Linked DNA regions of Homo sapiens: region 2 is linked to region 1. The links are chromatin loops, found by intact Hi-C in ENCODE. Cell type or tissue: PC-9. All regions are shown on one strand.

Region 1 (8,000 bases):
GTGTGTGTGTGTGTGTGTGTGTGAGTGTGTGTGTGTGTGTGTGTGTGTGAGTGTGTGTGTGTGTGTAGGAAAGACCACCAACTGGGAAGGAGTCCACTTCACCTGGCCTGGACATATGGAATCTACTCAAGGGTGGCCCCATCAGCTCTTCCACGCCAGAGTTCACAACCTCTCTTTCTGGGTTGACTCCTGGCAGGCCAGGGTTCTCCCAGCCATTCCTCACCCACTCCTCCCTCACTGTCCAGGGACCCTGAGCTTTGAGCCCTGACCCTAGCCAAAAAAAAAAAAAAAAAAAAAAAAAAAAAAAAAAGGAGGCTTCTCTGGGTCATCTACACTTTTAGAGACCATCTATCTTAGATCCAGTGGAATGGATTTGGCTGCTGCTTAACTGGTCTAGCCTGGGTTGGGTGCACCTCTCAGCCTGGGGTGGTGGGCAGGGCTCAGTGGTGGGAGGCGGGGGGGCTCAGTCTGAGTTAAGGGTGGGGCAGGGGTGGGGCTCAGCCCGGGACAGGGCTCAACTTGGGATTAGAGGGGAGAATCAGTTTGTAGCATTATTGGTTTGTGGCCAAAATAAGGGAACTGACCATTGGTCTTACTTTTTTCACCCGCGAAATGGGATTAATTAACTTGCATTTCTAGAATGTTATGGGATCCTAAGAAACAGAGATTGTGAAAGTGCCTTGCAAACCATATGGCGCCCCTTCTGGGTCTTGCTGTGGTCACTATGAGCAGAGTGGCAGTCTGGGTGCTGATGCTGAAACCAAGCTTGCCACCCTAGTGGAGACACTTCCCTGGCTTATCCCGTCCAGCTCGGCTCTGAGCTCCCCTCTCCCCTTCTCCATTCTCATTGTCACATCCTCTCTCCTCTCCTACTACCTGTCAAGATTGGCATCTCTTTAATTATAATGTCTGTGTGTTTCTTTAGGAGCCATGTAATTCCCCCTGACGGCCACCTATTTAAAATGAAAGTCAAACACTCAGAACTTTGTTTAAGAGTTGAGTCTTGGGGAAAAAAAATGCATTAATTGCCAAATGTTGCTAATTTCACTCTGATTTGGTGCAAAAAGAATACACACACACACACACACACACACACACACACGAGTACTGATGAAACTGACATGAGTCCAAGGATAGCATCTGGATGTCAAAGCCCTAAGCTCATCCAAACCCCTCTGTCATTTCTCAGATGAAGAAACCAGGACCCAGAGAGGTTAAATGACTTGCTGAAGGTAGCCCAGGCATAGGCAATGGAACCAAGGCTCAGCTGATGCCCGCAGGCTCCATGTGGCCTTCAGGCAGCAGCTGGTTGACCAGGGAACAAAAGACAAAAGCCCTGCATTCCTTGCACATATCAGCATGTCAGGCCATCTGGGCCGCTGCCCGCCCTGCAGGGCTGCTGTGTTTGCAAGTGTTGCCTGCCAGGGGGCCTTGCCTGGGACAAGGGGCCTGGGGAGACCCTCTTCTGAGGCTGGGGATCTGTCCCTTGGTAATCAGAACATATAGGCACAGTCCTCCCTGAGCAACCATCTGTGGAGGCTCAGCTGTGAGGCACAGGCACCAAAGGCCTTTGCCGACAATCAAAACTTGTCCCAGGACGGAGCTGGGAAGAGGGCCTGAAGCAGGCAAGGCAGCTTGCAGAAGGCTCCAGCCCTGGCTGGATGTGCCCTCACAGCCTCTCGGTGGGGAAAGGCAACTTGGTGGAGCGCCACAGGGAAATGTTTGGGCACTACCCTGCAATGATCGAAGCACCACTTCTGAACTCGGCCAGTTCTCAGATCAGATCTCCGCTAGACCTCTTCCTTACTGAGCACCTTGAGGAGCTGTGGAACCTCTCTGCATTACTGATTCTGCATCTGGCCCACATGATCAATACTATGGATTACTCAGAGTTGGTTGAAGGGGCGTCTAATGAGTGAATATGTGCTGTGTACCAGCCCAGGGCACACACACTCTACACACTGCTCCCACCTCTTCCCCAAAAAGGAAGCAGAGGGTTAGGCCAGGAAGAGCAAAACAGGGGCCCAAGAGCCTTGTTTGGCCACAGTCTTGTTTGTGGGCTTGCATGTGCTGCTATAAAAATGTAATTTAAAGGCCTCTTGGACAAGACCTGAGCTCCCAGAGCATCCTGGTACCCACCAGTCCCTGGAGGCTCACAGCTGGCCACTTCATTCATGCCTATCTGTTACTCTGCAACTCCTAGAGAAACCCTCTGCATAGCTCTGAAAGATGAAAGTCTGTGCTCACCCCTAGCCCTCTCCAAACCCAGCCAAAACCCCACGTGCCTTCTTTGCCCCAGCTCTGATAATATAGTGTTTAAAATCCAGTCCATGTCCAGCTTTCCACTGAACTAGGAGCACCTAGACGTGAGGCGCCACATGCTACCCCTACATGAGAAGAGGTAGGCTCTTGGTAAATATATTTACTCATTCGACAAAGAGGTGTTGCAGCTAGGCTCTGAAGACACAGCTGTGAACAGTTTTGACAAGAGCCAAGTCTTCCCAGAGCTTAAGGACAATTAACACTTCAATAAACAAGATGGCTTAAGATGGAGAAGATAAAACAGGGTGATGTGCTGGGCCAGAGTCGGTGAATGAATGAATGGGCAAATAGCAAGAATGCAATTTTCAGTCCAACAACACAATAGGAAAATGTTATTGCCTCTAACAGGTAGGAAGATGAACCAGTGAAGAAGATACTAGTATTAGTCCCATGGTCCCAGTGAGGAATCAAAAGTATGGGGTCATACCTAGGGTCTAATCAGCCCTCTGAGTAGAAGGGCAGGGGATATACCAACTCCTCAGATAAAGAAAAATTATCTCAAAGCAGCCACCTTTTAAAAGTGTCTACTGCCAAGCTTCTGCCAGACACTTTACCCACAGGATCCTCTAGACAACTGTCTGATCATCTTTATAGGTAAGGCCATCAAGGCTCAGAGACTTGCTCAAGATCACCCAGCTGGAAAGTGGCAAGTCTGGCTGGCTCCAAGCACTGTGTGCTTTCTGGAATAGTGGGTGCCCCCAGCCACAGAGCCATACCACCCAACTTCTCAGCCTTCCAAAGAGAGCTGCCCTGAGGACCCAATCAGCCCACAGCCTGCAGCTGCTGTGCCTGCAAAACCTGCCAAGTAGCCAGGCTGAGGCCACACTCTGCTAGCCAAAAGCCCAGTGTGGCAGCAGTACCAGGGCCTGGGCATTCCTGCTCAGCTTGGGGCTCCTCTGTGGACAGTCTATCAGGGAGTCCCACTGGGCCGGAGAGATTTTCTCAGAGCTGTGCTGCAGGCTAACACTCTTCTTACCCAATCTGCCTGCCTTATTCTCTCTTCTTAGAAGGCTCAAACCCACAGTATGGTCTCAGGCAATCCCCACCCACTCCTGCTCCTTCTCCTCTGGATTTCTTGCAGGTGATTCCTGCCATAAATCCCTTGCACTTCTTGCTCCGTCATCTTGGCATCTGCTTTTCAGTGTTCCTAACTGGCACGACACATCATCCAAACCACAAGGAAGACTTCTCAGTTATGGAATCATGCAGTACATGGCATATGAGGGTGGCTCCTCTGTGCTTCTAAGGTTCCAGTGGTGGAGAAACCTCTGACAGCTAAAGCCTGGAGCCCTCTGACCATTTGCACAGCAGCCTGGCTCAGGGGAGCAGGTCCAGGCTGAGAGTCAGACAGGGCTTGGTGTCCCTGCAGCAGCTCCTTCGGCTCTCTGGGCCTCAGTCTTCCTCATCTATAAAATAGGCGTGCTGACACTTTCCCCGTAGTACTGTCTTAAGAACTGGATAAAGCACCTGCTTTGAAGGTCAGATAACCAGGAGTGTGGGATTTTAGATCCATGTCACTAGAGTCTAGATGATCAGAGTTGGAAAATGTCATAGAGCCCTACATTTTCATTATTTGTGTAGGGAACTGGGAACATGGAAGGGAAGATCTTAGGCAAGCAGGGACGGCAGGCCACAGCAGAGGCAGGCCAGGTCCCGTGGCCCAGCCCGGAGCCTCAGAATGCCTTCCATTCCCATTCAGCACCAGCTTTGCCCGCAACCACAGGGAGCCCAGGCCAGGATCCCAACCTCCCCCCTTTCCCCAGGCAACCCAGGGGGCATGGTGGGACCAGAGGGAGAACCCAGTAAGACCTGGCATTAACATGAAGACTATCTGTGGGCAGTCAGAGGCGCCCAGCCTGCAACAGAGGCCAAAGGGCAGGCGAAGGTGGAGGAGGCGGGGTGCTTTTTCTCCGCTGGTCCCATCACTGCTAATGTGGTCTCAGGGCCTCCTCTCTGGAAGAGCAAACTGACCTCCGGAGAAAACAGTTGGAACAGGAAAAACAGAGAGATGCCAGGGACCCAAGGGGCACTCAGAGACAGGGTCAGCCCTTATTGGAGTTAGAGAGGCAGACAGAAGACAGAGAGGCCCAGGGATGGAGAGGGGAAGTGCAAAACAGATGGCCGGGGAGGGATGCGGAGGAGAGGCGGAGGTGTGCGCTGGGGGAGAGGACTACCGACGGCGCTGGCGGTCGGGATGGGCTGGAGCGGGCTGCAGTCGGGGCTGCATCGCCGGGTCCCAGCATAGCGCAGGCTCGGCGCCGCACCCGCAGCCTTTGTCCTGAGCTGCAGAGGGTTCCCGCGGGCCGCCAGCGCCCCCTGCCGCCCCCAGAGCGCCGCGCCGCAGCCGAGCGGCCCCTAGCTGTGCAGAGGGGACCGAGCCCGAGAAGGGACCGAGCCCGAGAGGGGACCGCGAGGGCGGGAGGGAAGCTCCGCGAGCCGGCGCCAGCGCCACGGCCCAAACCCCAGCCTCTACAGGTGCTCACTGCGCGACTGCCTGTCCCAGGCGCTCGGGCTGGGCGCCCTCTCTAGGGCCTGGGAGCAGCGTGAGTCCCGGGGGCGGCCCGGCATGGGCCTCCCACCCCAGGAGACGCCCTTCTGGCCTGGCCCTCCCAGTCGCCTGGGCAGGACTCGGATGCCCGCGGGCTGCAAACCTCTCCCCCGTGAACCCAGCAGGGAGGCCGGGGAGGCACGCTGCTCCCCCTCTCAGCCTTGCCCAGTGTCCAGACCTTTCAAAAGAAGCCAGAAAATTCACGTTTGCTTGGGAATCCCACAATTCAATAGCTTTTCAAAACAGTGCGGGAAGAAAAGTGGGTTTGGCCCACCAGCAGCCGGCGGGCACCCTCCCAGCCTCTTCACGGACTCTCCTTCAGGTTTTGGGCGCCCGGCCCCACTAGAGTCATGTGGGCATTTCCTTCAGATCTTCCTCCACTTAAATACACTTATTGAAAAAGAAAACTCCTTTTCTCTTTCCCTATAGTAATTAGAAACTCAGCGTCCTGTGGTGTAAAAGCCAGGTAGCCTCGGAAGTGAAACAGGGCAATTAGAACAGACACAGGGCCTGTTCCGCCCCACCCTGCTGCATCTGGTGGACAAGCCCCCGGGGCTGCTGATGACCCATGCCCTCTGACCTCAGGGGAGGGGCGGGCCGACGACAGGCCTTTCTAGAAGGGCCCTACAAGCGGCTTCAGGGAGTCTGGGAACCAAAGCAGCCACCCTGTCCATGGCACTGTCCGCCCCTGGCACCACGGCCCCACCGGGAGTGGAAGCCGCCAGGTGAGGCAGGGGTGGTTCCCTTCCCCGGGGAACAATGTGCAGAAGGCATCGGTGCCTGCCAGAGAGGAAGTGGGGAGGTGGGGAGACAGAGCACAGAGAGTGACTCAGACCCGAGGGCGAACCAGAAGCTGCCCGGAGATTCCCACTGTATGGCTTCCTGCAGGATTCAGCTGTGGAGACTGAAGCCGGAGGGCCTGGGGGGAGCCGCAGGAAGCGGGTGGGCGGGGGCCGTCTGCCCCTGGACACTCAGGACAGCCTGGCTCACCACGGGGGAGGAGAAGCCAATGGAGACAGCGGGGACCAAGAGGGAGGGGGTGGATGGGGAGCCTGGGGAGGAGCGGAGGGACCCAGGTCCCCTGCCTTACAGGACGACCAGCACAGGTTCCAGGTCTCCAGCCAGCTACAGGGCTTCTTAACACACAGCACTCCCTGCTTCGAGCCTTCCGGGAGGCCCCCAATCCAGGATCAAGACCCAGCCCCGTCACGGCCTGGCTCACGAGGCCCCACTTCAACTGCCCCTGACCTCTCTGCGCCCCCTGCTCCCGCCAGCCCTGCCGGCCGCTGCCCTGGAGAAGGAGCTGCAGATGGATCCCCAGTGAGTAGGAGGCAGCCGTGTGAGTCAGGCAGCGGAGGGAACGGGCTGCATCGCGGAGAGGAGGTGCGAAGCAGCGCGCCGTTTCCGGGCTCTGGAAGCCGAGCTGCCGAGGCGTAAGCTGGGAGGTGGACATGACGGGGGAGTGGGGAAGGGCAGGCGGCGGGACGGCCACACAGCGGAATATTATGCAACTTATAAAAAATTTAATTACCTGCCTACCAATAGACTTAAAGGGATTTCTATAAGGTATTATTGGGTGAGAAAAGCAATTTGGAGATAAGAATGTAACATACGATCCCATTTTTATAAAACAATGGGCAAAAAAATCTGTGAGTTTGTGTGTATATATGTATATGTATATAGGCCTCTATAGGATTTTATTAACACAAAAGAAAATACAGGATACATGCTAGGTTGTTAACAGGGGTTTTCTTCACGGAAACCTATTGTGGGGGAAGGGGAACCAATAAAAAAAGGATCTGAGAAATAAAGACCGCCCTTAAAAGATGGATGACTGCAGCTAACCGTGTCCCCAACACCCACCCCTACCAAAGCTAGACATGGGGGAGTGGTCTCGACTATCCCCTTCTCCCCATCCCAGCATCTGCTCCTCTCAGGTGGCAGCCAGCCACTAGACACCCCCCAACACACACATGCACGTGCACACACACACACACACACAGACCCAGCCCAGTCTCCACATAGCCAACCATCTGAGGGTTCCAGTTGCCCTGAGAGTGAGATCCACTTCAACACAGACTCCAAGTTCCTTCCCCCAGCCCCACTCACCTCTGCAGGCTCAGTCCTCACTGCTCCCCCAAACCCCACCCTGCCAACTCCCTGCACTGCCAAATAGCCCAGGGTCCAGCCACTGTGCTCTGAACTCTGAGCCTCTGCACCTGTCAGAACAAGCTTGCATTGATATTGGCTATATTCCAGTCTCTGTTCTGAGCACTTGACATTTATTGAAAGCATTTAATCCTCACAACAACCCTATAAACGTGTATAATATTCTGCATTGTATAGTATTTTTGTAGATGGGAAAACGAAAACACAGAAAGGTAAGTCATTTGCCTAAGGTTGCACAGCTGGTTAGTTAATAGGGAAAATGGCCCCAGAGCCTGCACTCTTGACCACTGTGCTAAACCCTCACTTGTGCCTTTAGACATACTGTTCCCTCTGTCTGGAACTCTTTAGTTTCTCTCTTCACTTGGCTAAATCCTAATCCCCACTAGATATCAATTGAGATATCACCTCCTCCGGGAAGCCTTCTCTGACCCCCCGTATCTGGGCTGGATGTTCTGATGTTGCCTCCACAGTGCAGTCATTCCTTGATCACAAAGTTTCTGCCATACTGTGGTGGTTGGACGTCCACACTAGGCTGTGCTCCTTGAAGGCACAGGCTTTATTTCACTCTTTGGAAGAAGGGTCCCAAGTCCCTGGGACAATGACGCCCTGTGTTAGGAGCTCAACCTACATCTACTGAATAAAAGGTGGATATCAGTACATCAGATAGGCTAGGAACCATCTCTCCGAGTACAGAGGATGGGCGAGGAGAGGGAAGTCGGTCGGGCCTCTTTCAGGACCACGGAGAGCTCCTTGGCTGCCAGCCACCGCTAGAGCAGGGGTCTCCAGGTTTGTTTCTTTGTTCTCTGAGACTCTGATTCTGGCCTGGACAAGACTCCCCAGACTTTGAATGTTAGCCGGCTTGACTGAGCGGCAACAGGGCAGGGGGGAGCAGGAGCCTCAGGACTGGCTAATCCGCTGCCTGGGCGGAGCAGCACCCCCAGGGCCCCACAGTCAGTCACAC
Region 2 (8,000 bases), 410 kb before region 1:
GGTTTCTGCAGCATACAAGGCTGCCGGGCTGCAAGTCAGTACCAGGACCAGCCCCATTGTAGAGGGGAGAACCTGGGAGCAGAGAGGTAAAGTCACTACCCTCAAGGACACACCGTTACCCATGGTGGGACCAGGATTCAAACTCAGACTCTCTACTTCATGCTGCAGCACTCCTCTAGTGGTCTCCATGCTGGAGACTCCTTGAGGACAACACCAGGGCCTGATACCCAGAGTCTGGACACAGAGCAGAGGGGCGTGAGCAGCTGGCAGTGAGCAATGCCCTGGGGCCTCGGGAACTTTGAGGAAAGCATGTTCTCAGGAGCATTTCCCCTGTAGCCGCCTTGTAGATGCCGTCAGCCCCTTGAGTCTGCCCCCATGGCTGGGAGACTCACGCACTCTGCCCAGCGTGGGGTCTGTTTGAGAGATGGGCGTTCCAGCCATCGTTGCTGCATCCGGCTAAAACCACCCTGAGAAGCACCTGAGCACATGTTCCCTGCTGGGTGCCCCCCTGCATTAGAAATGATAGAAACTTAAGCTGGCTGAAGCAAGAAAGGGAACTAGCAGGCTCTTGAAATCAAAAAGTCCAAGGGTGCATCTACCTCAGGCATGGCTGGATCCAGGGGCTCCTGGAGGTCATGAGAAGTCTGTCCTCCTTCTCTGTCCTCTGTAAGGGCTTCATTCTCAGGCCAGCTCTTCCTAAGTGGGGGGCAGCGATGACCACCAGAGGCTCTAGGTCTACCAGCTGAGCAGTCCTGGTGAAAACAGGACACCCTTGGTCATCACGCACATCCAGGTAGGGATTTCATTGGCCAATGTTTGGGGCAATGTCTTGATTTGCTATTTGAACCAGTCATTCTGGCCTAAAGGATGAGGTACTCTGATTGGTAGGCCCAGGCCACATGCCAGAGGAGGGATTAGTCCATTTGAACAGCAGGGTTTTGCAGATTGTGGAGAAGTGCGCAGGTGGAGGGGAGGGTCTCCCCACTGCTGGTGGGGAAGGAAAATCATACAGTTCCTGTGGACGAGGTGTGGCAGCTCCTGAAAAGTTAAGTATAGAATCACCATGTGACCCAGCAACCCCGCCTCTGGGTGAACACACAAAAGAATGGAGAGCAGTGCCTCAGAGACACTTCCACACCCACGTTCACAGCAGCACTATTCACAGAGCCAGAAGGTGGAGGCACCCCAAGCATCCATCGACAGGTGAATGGACAAAAAGTGGTGCATCCAAACAATGGAATCCCATTCAGCCTTTGAAAGGAAGGAAATTCTCACGCATGCGACGACATGGGTGAACTTGAAACAAGCCAAGCACAAAAAGGCAAATACTGTATGATTCCACTTTTGTGAGGTCCCTAGAGGTCCCTAGGTAGTCACAGTCATAGAGATGAAGATAGAATGGTGGGCGCCAGAGGCTGCAGGAGGAGAGATGGGAGTTAAGAGTTGGATGGGGACAGAGCTTCAGTGGAGAAGATGAACGTTCTAAGACGGATGGTGGTGATAGCTGCAGAGCAATGGGAATGCTCCTAGTGCCGCTGAGCTGCGCACTTACAAATAGTTAAGATGTTATATTTTATGTTACGTGTGTTTTCCCACATTTAAAATTAATAATAAAGTTTTTAAAAAAGAGTTTGAGTTTCACTGTGTGGACGCGAATGCCACAGACTGTCCTCAAGCAGGAGACACGCATCATCAGCTGCAGCGATGCTGGCGCCCCAGACTCCCTGCAGCCCCGGCCTCTCCTTGCTCACTGCCCTAGGGACGCTGGCATCTCTGGCTGCTGCTCACAATGTCCAGGGCAGAGCCTCTCATCTCCCTGCCATGCCCCATCACGGGCTCCCCATCTTGGCAAAGCCACCTCCATATGGAACCCTCCCAACCCTGCAGAAGCTCCTGCCCCACCAAGCAGCCCCGCCTGGGTGACCTGCCACATGCTGTCTATGGCAGGCCTGTCCCTCGCTGGGCTGCAGTCACAGGCAGCAGGGCTACTCCAGGATCAGCACCATGGCCTCCACCCCAGGCAGGGCCAGGACGGAGAAGGAGCTCAGGACGTTCAGAATCCCAGACAGCACGGGTCCTGTCGGCTGTGCCCCTGCCCAGGGATGTCCCCAACTCTCTCCGAATCTGTGCCTCTGCTCAGAATCTCAGGTTCCAGTTTCCACCTTACAACTCATTGCTCCCAGGTGAACGTTCCTGAAGCCCAGCTTTGACAAATACCTCTTTCCTTTGTTTATGAGACTGTTTGTATTTTTTCTAATGGATAGACATTTTCTCCTTACATAACCACTGTGTCATTATCACACTAACAAAATGAATGTTTGCATATTCCAATGTCCTTAACTATCTCCAACCTGAATTTTCACAGAGGGGTTGCTTGGATTTGGACAAGGCCCCCTGTTACGCTTGGTTTTCTGTCTCTCCTCTTTGGATCCCACGCCCTCCCCTTCTGTTTTCCAGCCGTTTTAATTGCAGAGCCAGGTCATGTGTCTGAAGACTTGGACACAGCGGGCTTGGGTGGTGTTTGACAAGTGGCTCCATCCCTGTTTGCTGGGTTGCAGGTTCAATCTCCCAGCAGGCAGTGCTCCCTGCCACACCTGCCAGGAGGCCCTGGTGAAGTCAGGCTGATCAGGAGTTTGGGGCACAGCCTTGGCCTGCCCTCGCCTTGGTATCTCTCACTCCATGCACCCAGGTCTTCCGTCTACCTGGACTTTTTCTCTGAAAACACTCTCCTCTTTCGACCGGAAGAAATTATTCAAATGGAAAACTTGATGGCACTAAGTGGTTACCGTGAATGGGACAGAACCATTCCTAATAGAAGAGGTCTATACAAATAACTACAATAGAGGTAAAAATAATCTTAAATTCTAGCAAAAAGCTGTTGCTCACGTAAAGGCTTTCCTCTGATCAATGGCGAGATGCTAGTGAGATGCTGAAGACCCTGGTGGGGCTCTGTTCTTGGTGCGTGGATCTCTGGGCTACATTCTACCTGCCGGCTCAGGGGTCTTTCTCTGGTCTACCCTTCTCTCTCTGCGGACATGTGACCTTGCAAAGTCCACTTCCCAGCCCCCTCCACTGGCTGCCTGGAGTGAGGTTGGGTGGGAGAGAGGAGCCGTTCTCGGCTCCCCTGGCCCTCCCTTGGGGTGGGCATCCTCCTTTGTGCTGGCCTGTGCCGGTGACAGCCCCTCCTCCCCCTGCCCCTCTGGCCTGGGTGAGTATGGCTTCCGGCTGCGCCATCCCTTTGGGGTGCCCTGTGTTGGTGACTGGATGTGTCAACTTGCCTGGGCCTCGGGTGCCCAGATACGTGGCCAGGCCTTGTCCTAGTGCTTCTGAGGACGTTTCTGGATGCGATGAGCGTTTGGGTGGAGACTGAGTGAACCAGACCGCCCTCCCCAGGGCAGGTGCGCCTCCTACATCAGGTGAGGGCCTGGAGAGAACAAAAGCTTGACCCTCCTCAGAGGAAGAGAATTTCTTCTGCCTGACAGCTTTTGGGCTGAGACACGGGTCAGACTCGAACTGAAACATGGACTCTTCCTGAGTCCCAAGCCGGCCAGCCTCCTGGCTCCACTCACGCTCGCCCTGCAGGCCCCGGGACTTACCCTCCATGAAACCACAGGCCAACTCAGAACGATCACCTGTCTGTCTATCTACAGCTACTGAGAACCCTGACGCATTTCCCTCTGCAGATCAGCTTTCCTTCCCCCAGATGCTGCCTGCGGTGGGGGGTCCTACCTGAGGCTCTCACCAACCACCCAGACGCTGCCTGGTGTGAGCGGAGCTGGGCCCAGCCTGCCCTGTGCATTCGCTTTCCCCTGCCATGCACTCCCCGGCACTTTTTCTCCTTTGTTCCACGTGGCTGAGCCTGCCCAGTGGCTTCCACCCCTCCCAGTGGGGCTCTGAGTGGGGCTCACCTCCTCTGGGCCTGGTTTCTCAGACAACTTGGCACCCGCAGGTGTGCGACATTCCTGTCATTCTTTGCGCATTTGCCAGCCTGAAAGGCTGGAGGGAGGGTGCAAAAACAGTTTTAAGTCCAAGAAAGAGAGCCAGAAGTCCTCTTGTCTCTTAGTGAAACAAATTCCTTAAAAAGTAGTTTTCAAGACGCAAATTCCTTTTTAAATGATCAGTCCATGAGAACAGAAGGAGCAGGCCTGGCCAGGGATCCTTGTCTTGCGGCCTGTGCCTCCTGTGATTCGGAGCAAGTCTCTGTCTCTTTCTCAGCCTCAGTTTCTCCACTGTAAAATGAAGGAACAATTATAATGGCCAGTGCCCTCCCCTGCAGGGTGGGGTGGAACTGTGTGATGATTTCGTGCCCTCTAAACCCATGTTTCCTGGAGGGTGGATGCCACCTGGGACAAAGAAGCCCTCATTCCTCCTGGCCACAGGCCATTGCGACAGAGGGAATGGGGGTCGCCCAACCCTTCTGCTGCCTCATCTGTCAAAAGCAAAGCTTTGATGGGAAGAAACTCAGTTAACCCTCTACATCTGGCAGGGTCAAGAGTCATGGTGAGGGAGGCCCCGGCTCTCCTGATGGGACTGAGAAAGGTGGGTGTGAAGGAGAGGCCTGCTTTCTCCCCTAAGAGACAGCACCCCTTGTCTCCTGTGGAGGGGTTAGTGACCCAGAAATTGCCTATGGCTCCTCAAGGGGTAGAGAAGTGCTGAGAAGCCTGCCAGTACAGCAGGGCCTGGAGTCAGGAGCAGGCTGCTGGGCGGGGCTGCAGAGCCAGCACACATCTAGAAGCCAGGGGCATTCAGGGCTGAGAAGCAGAGGGGAGAGACAACTCCAGGGAGTACCAAATACACTCTAGTCTATGCTGATGTCATCCCATGGAGTTGTGCAGTGCACAACCCACACAGCTGTACATGGTGGCCCTGAGTGTGCTAAGGCACTCCCACAGCAGGCCCACAGAGCTGACCTCCCCTTCCCTACTGCCAAGAAGACCTGGGAGCTTTGCATTAGCCCCCAGTGTCATCTTGGGAAGAAGGAAGAAAAGGGAGAAAGATCCTGATAGGAAGTTTAACAGAGACCAGAACTTACCATTTTCCCACAAGAGACTATGAAAACAAGAGAGATCATTTAAATAGCACTAGATTAAGCTATTTTCTTTTTTTTTTTTGAGACGGAGTCTCGCTCTGTCACCCAGGCTGGAGTGCAGTGGCGGGATCTCGGCTCACTGCAAGCTCCGCCTCCCGGGTTCACGCCATTCTCCTTCCTCAGCCTCCCAAGTAGCTGGGACTACAGGCGCCCGCCACTACGCCCGGCTAATTTTTTTGTATTTTTAGTAGAGACGGGGTTTCACCGTTTTAGCCGGGATGGTCTCGATCTCCTGACCTCGTGATCCGCCCGCCTCGGCCTCCCAAAGTGCTGGGATTACAGGCGTGAGCCACCGCGCCCGGCCAGATTAAGCTATTTTCAAAGTTTGGAATGTTGTTCCTGCTTCCCAGTAGGACAGAAGCTTGGGAGCAAAATTAGGTAAGTTACATACAATTAAGAAGCTCCATTAACAAAATGCCTGAGCAGAGCTGTGTACATTCTCAGCCCTAGAGAGTCCTGGCTCAGGTGCAGGTGGAGGGTGGGGGACACTGCTCCTCCTGCCCTGCCAGCAGCGAGCAAGTCACACCCCCAGCAGACACATGGGGCCCGATTGGCCAATCAGAAGATCCCTTCCTCCAGTCAGGGCTCAGCATGCCACTCCATAGGGACATTTTCTTCCCCTGAAAAAGAGATTCCTCCTTTACATAGGGGGGAGTTGGTAAACCAAGAACTGCTGGAGGCCACTCCATGAGCCGAGGAGAGAAGATAATTCAGAGGAATTCAGAACCGAGAGATGGGGAGAGAGGGAGGGAGCGAAGGGAAGAGAGAAGGAGAAAAAGAGGCAGAGGAGGAGAGAGCGATGGGGAGGGAGAAAGGGAAGGAGAAAGGAAAGGGAGGGAAGGACAGAAAGGGAGAGAGGGAGGGAGGGAAGGAGAGAAAGGGAGAGAGGGAGGGAGGGAAGGAGAGAAAGGGAGGAGGGAGGGAAGGAGGGAGAGAGAGGAAGAGGGAGGGAAGGGGAAAGGGGAGAGAGAGAGAGAGGGAGAGGGAAGGAAAGAGAATGAGAGAGAAAGGAGGAGAGGGAGAGGGAGGGAGGAAAGGACAGAGGCAGAGAGAGAGGGTGGGTAGAGAGGAAGAGAGGGGAAGGGAAAGAGAGAGAGAAAGTTTAAACTTCTGGATCCGTGGTGTCTAAAGACTAGAACTGTCGGGGCATTCAGTTACGTTTGCCAAGTCCCATTTCTCCCTTTGCCTAAGCCAGTCTGTCACTTGGGACTTACAGAGGGCAGCTCTCTGCTGTGGCTGTTGAGCACTTCAAATGTGCTTCGTCTGAATTGAGATGTCCTGTGTGTGCAAAACACACATCAGATGTAAAATATTAAACATTTTAAATGGGTCACATTTTGAAATTATAATGTTTTGGAGATATTGGATTAAATAAACTATGGTATTAATTTTACCTATTTATTTTGCTTTCTAAAATATGGCCACTAGAAAATTTAAAATTAAGCTCCTGGTTCATGTTGTATTTCCATTGGACAGGGCAGGGCTAGGCCCATTTTCTGGGTATGAAAGAATATACGTTGTAATTTTGTGTGGGGAGGGGGTTGTCAGCTGCTTCTAAAGAGAATGATTTCTGTGAAGCAGAGTGGGGCTTGGCTTTCTGAGTAGATAATGGATCTCATATGCAAGTTTGGGGTTAGAACCGAGGAAGAGAAGAAATGCTTTGCCTTTTTGTTTTTTCTTTTTTTTCTTTATTATTATTATTATTATTTTTTGAGACAGAGTCTGGCTCTGTTGCCCAGGTTGGAGTGCAGTTACGGTATGATCTCAGCTTACTGCAACCTCCGCCTCCTGGGTTCAAGGGATTCTCCTGCCTCAGCCTCCAGAGTAGCTGGTGAGAGGTGACAGCATGCTGGCAGTCCTCAGAGCCCTCGCTTGCCCTTGGCACCTCCTCTGCCTGGACTCCCACTTTGGCGGCACTTGAGGAGCCCTTCAGCCCACCACTGCACTGTGGGAGCCCCTTTCTGGGCTGGCCAAGGCTGGAGCCCACTCCCTCAGCTTGCAGGGAGGTGTGGAGAGAGAGGCGCGAGTGGGAACCGGGGCTGCGTGCGACGCTTGCGGGCCAGCTGGAGTTCCGGGTGGGCATGGGCTTGGCGGGCCCCGCACTCGGAGCAGCCGGCCAGCCCTGCTGGCCCTGGGCAATGAGGGACTTAGCACCCGGGCCAGTGGCTGCGGAGGGGGTACTGGGTCCCCCAGCAGTGCCAGCCCACAGGCGCTGTGCTCAATTTCTCGCCGCGCCTTAGCTGCCTTCCTGCGGGGCGGGGCTCGGGACCTGCAGCCCGCCATGCCTGAGCCTCCCACCCACTCCATGGGCTCCTGTGCAGCCCGAGCCTCCCCGAAGAGCACCACCCCCTGCTCCACGGTGCCTAGTCCCATCGACCACCCAAGGGCTGAGGAATGCGAGCGCACGGCACGGGATTGGCAGGCAGCTCCACCTGCAGCCCCGGTGCGGGATCCACTAGGTGAAGCCAGCTGGGCTCCTGAGTCTGGTGGGGCCTTGGAGAACCTTTATGTCTAGCTCAGGGATTGTAAATACACCAATCAGCACCCTGTGTTTAGCTCAAGGTTTGTGAGTGCACCAATCGACACTCTGTATCTAGCTGCTCTGGTGAGGACGTGGAGAACCTTTATGTCTAGCTCAAGGATTGTAAATACACCAATCGGCACTCTGTATCTAGCTCAAGGTTTGTAAACACACCAATCAGCACCCTGTGTTTAGCTCAAGGTTTGTGAATGCACCAATTGACACTGTATCTAGCTGCTCTGGTGGGGCCTTGGAGAACCTGTGTGTCGAAACTCTGTATCTAACTAATCTGATGGGGACGTGGAGAACCTTTGTATCTAGCTCAGGGATTGTAAATGCACCAATCAGCGCCCTAACAAAACAGGCCACTCGGCTCTACCAATCAGCAGG

What was found. Peaks named below come from ENCODE experiments on the same cell type or tissue, not always from the same donor. Only the 100,000 strongest peaks of a DNase experiment are listed, where the experiment ranks them.
Region 2: it touches region 1 in a loop (13-fold over the local background); 2 of 110 quality-filtered maps call a loop at or near these places.

Annotation. Positions count from the first base shown.
Region 1 is chr3:127,451,089-127,459,088 of GRCh38, forward strand. No RefSeq gene overlaps it. Among named protein-coding and RNA genes, the nearest start is that of LINC02016, 64 kb to the left of the region's middle. RefSeq lists an enhancer at 1,460-1,980 and a silencer at 4,507-4,936. In PC-9, CTCF peaks have their summits at 4,650 (motif pointing left) and 4,856; no DNase peak of the experiment used is centred here; H3K4me3 peaks cover 423 bases; H3K27me3 peaks cover 6,047 bases.
Region 2 is chr3:127,039,574-127,047,573 of GRCh38, forward strand. No RefSeq gene overlaps it. Among named protein-coding and RNA genes, the nearest start is that of PLXNA1, 60 kb to the left of the region's middle. RefSeq lists an enhancer at 4,581-5,224. In PC-9, no CTCF peak of the experiment used is centred here; a DNase peak (open chromatin) is centred at 3,948; H3K27ac peaks cover 1,120 bases.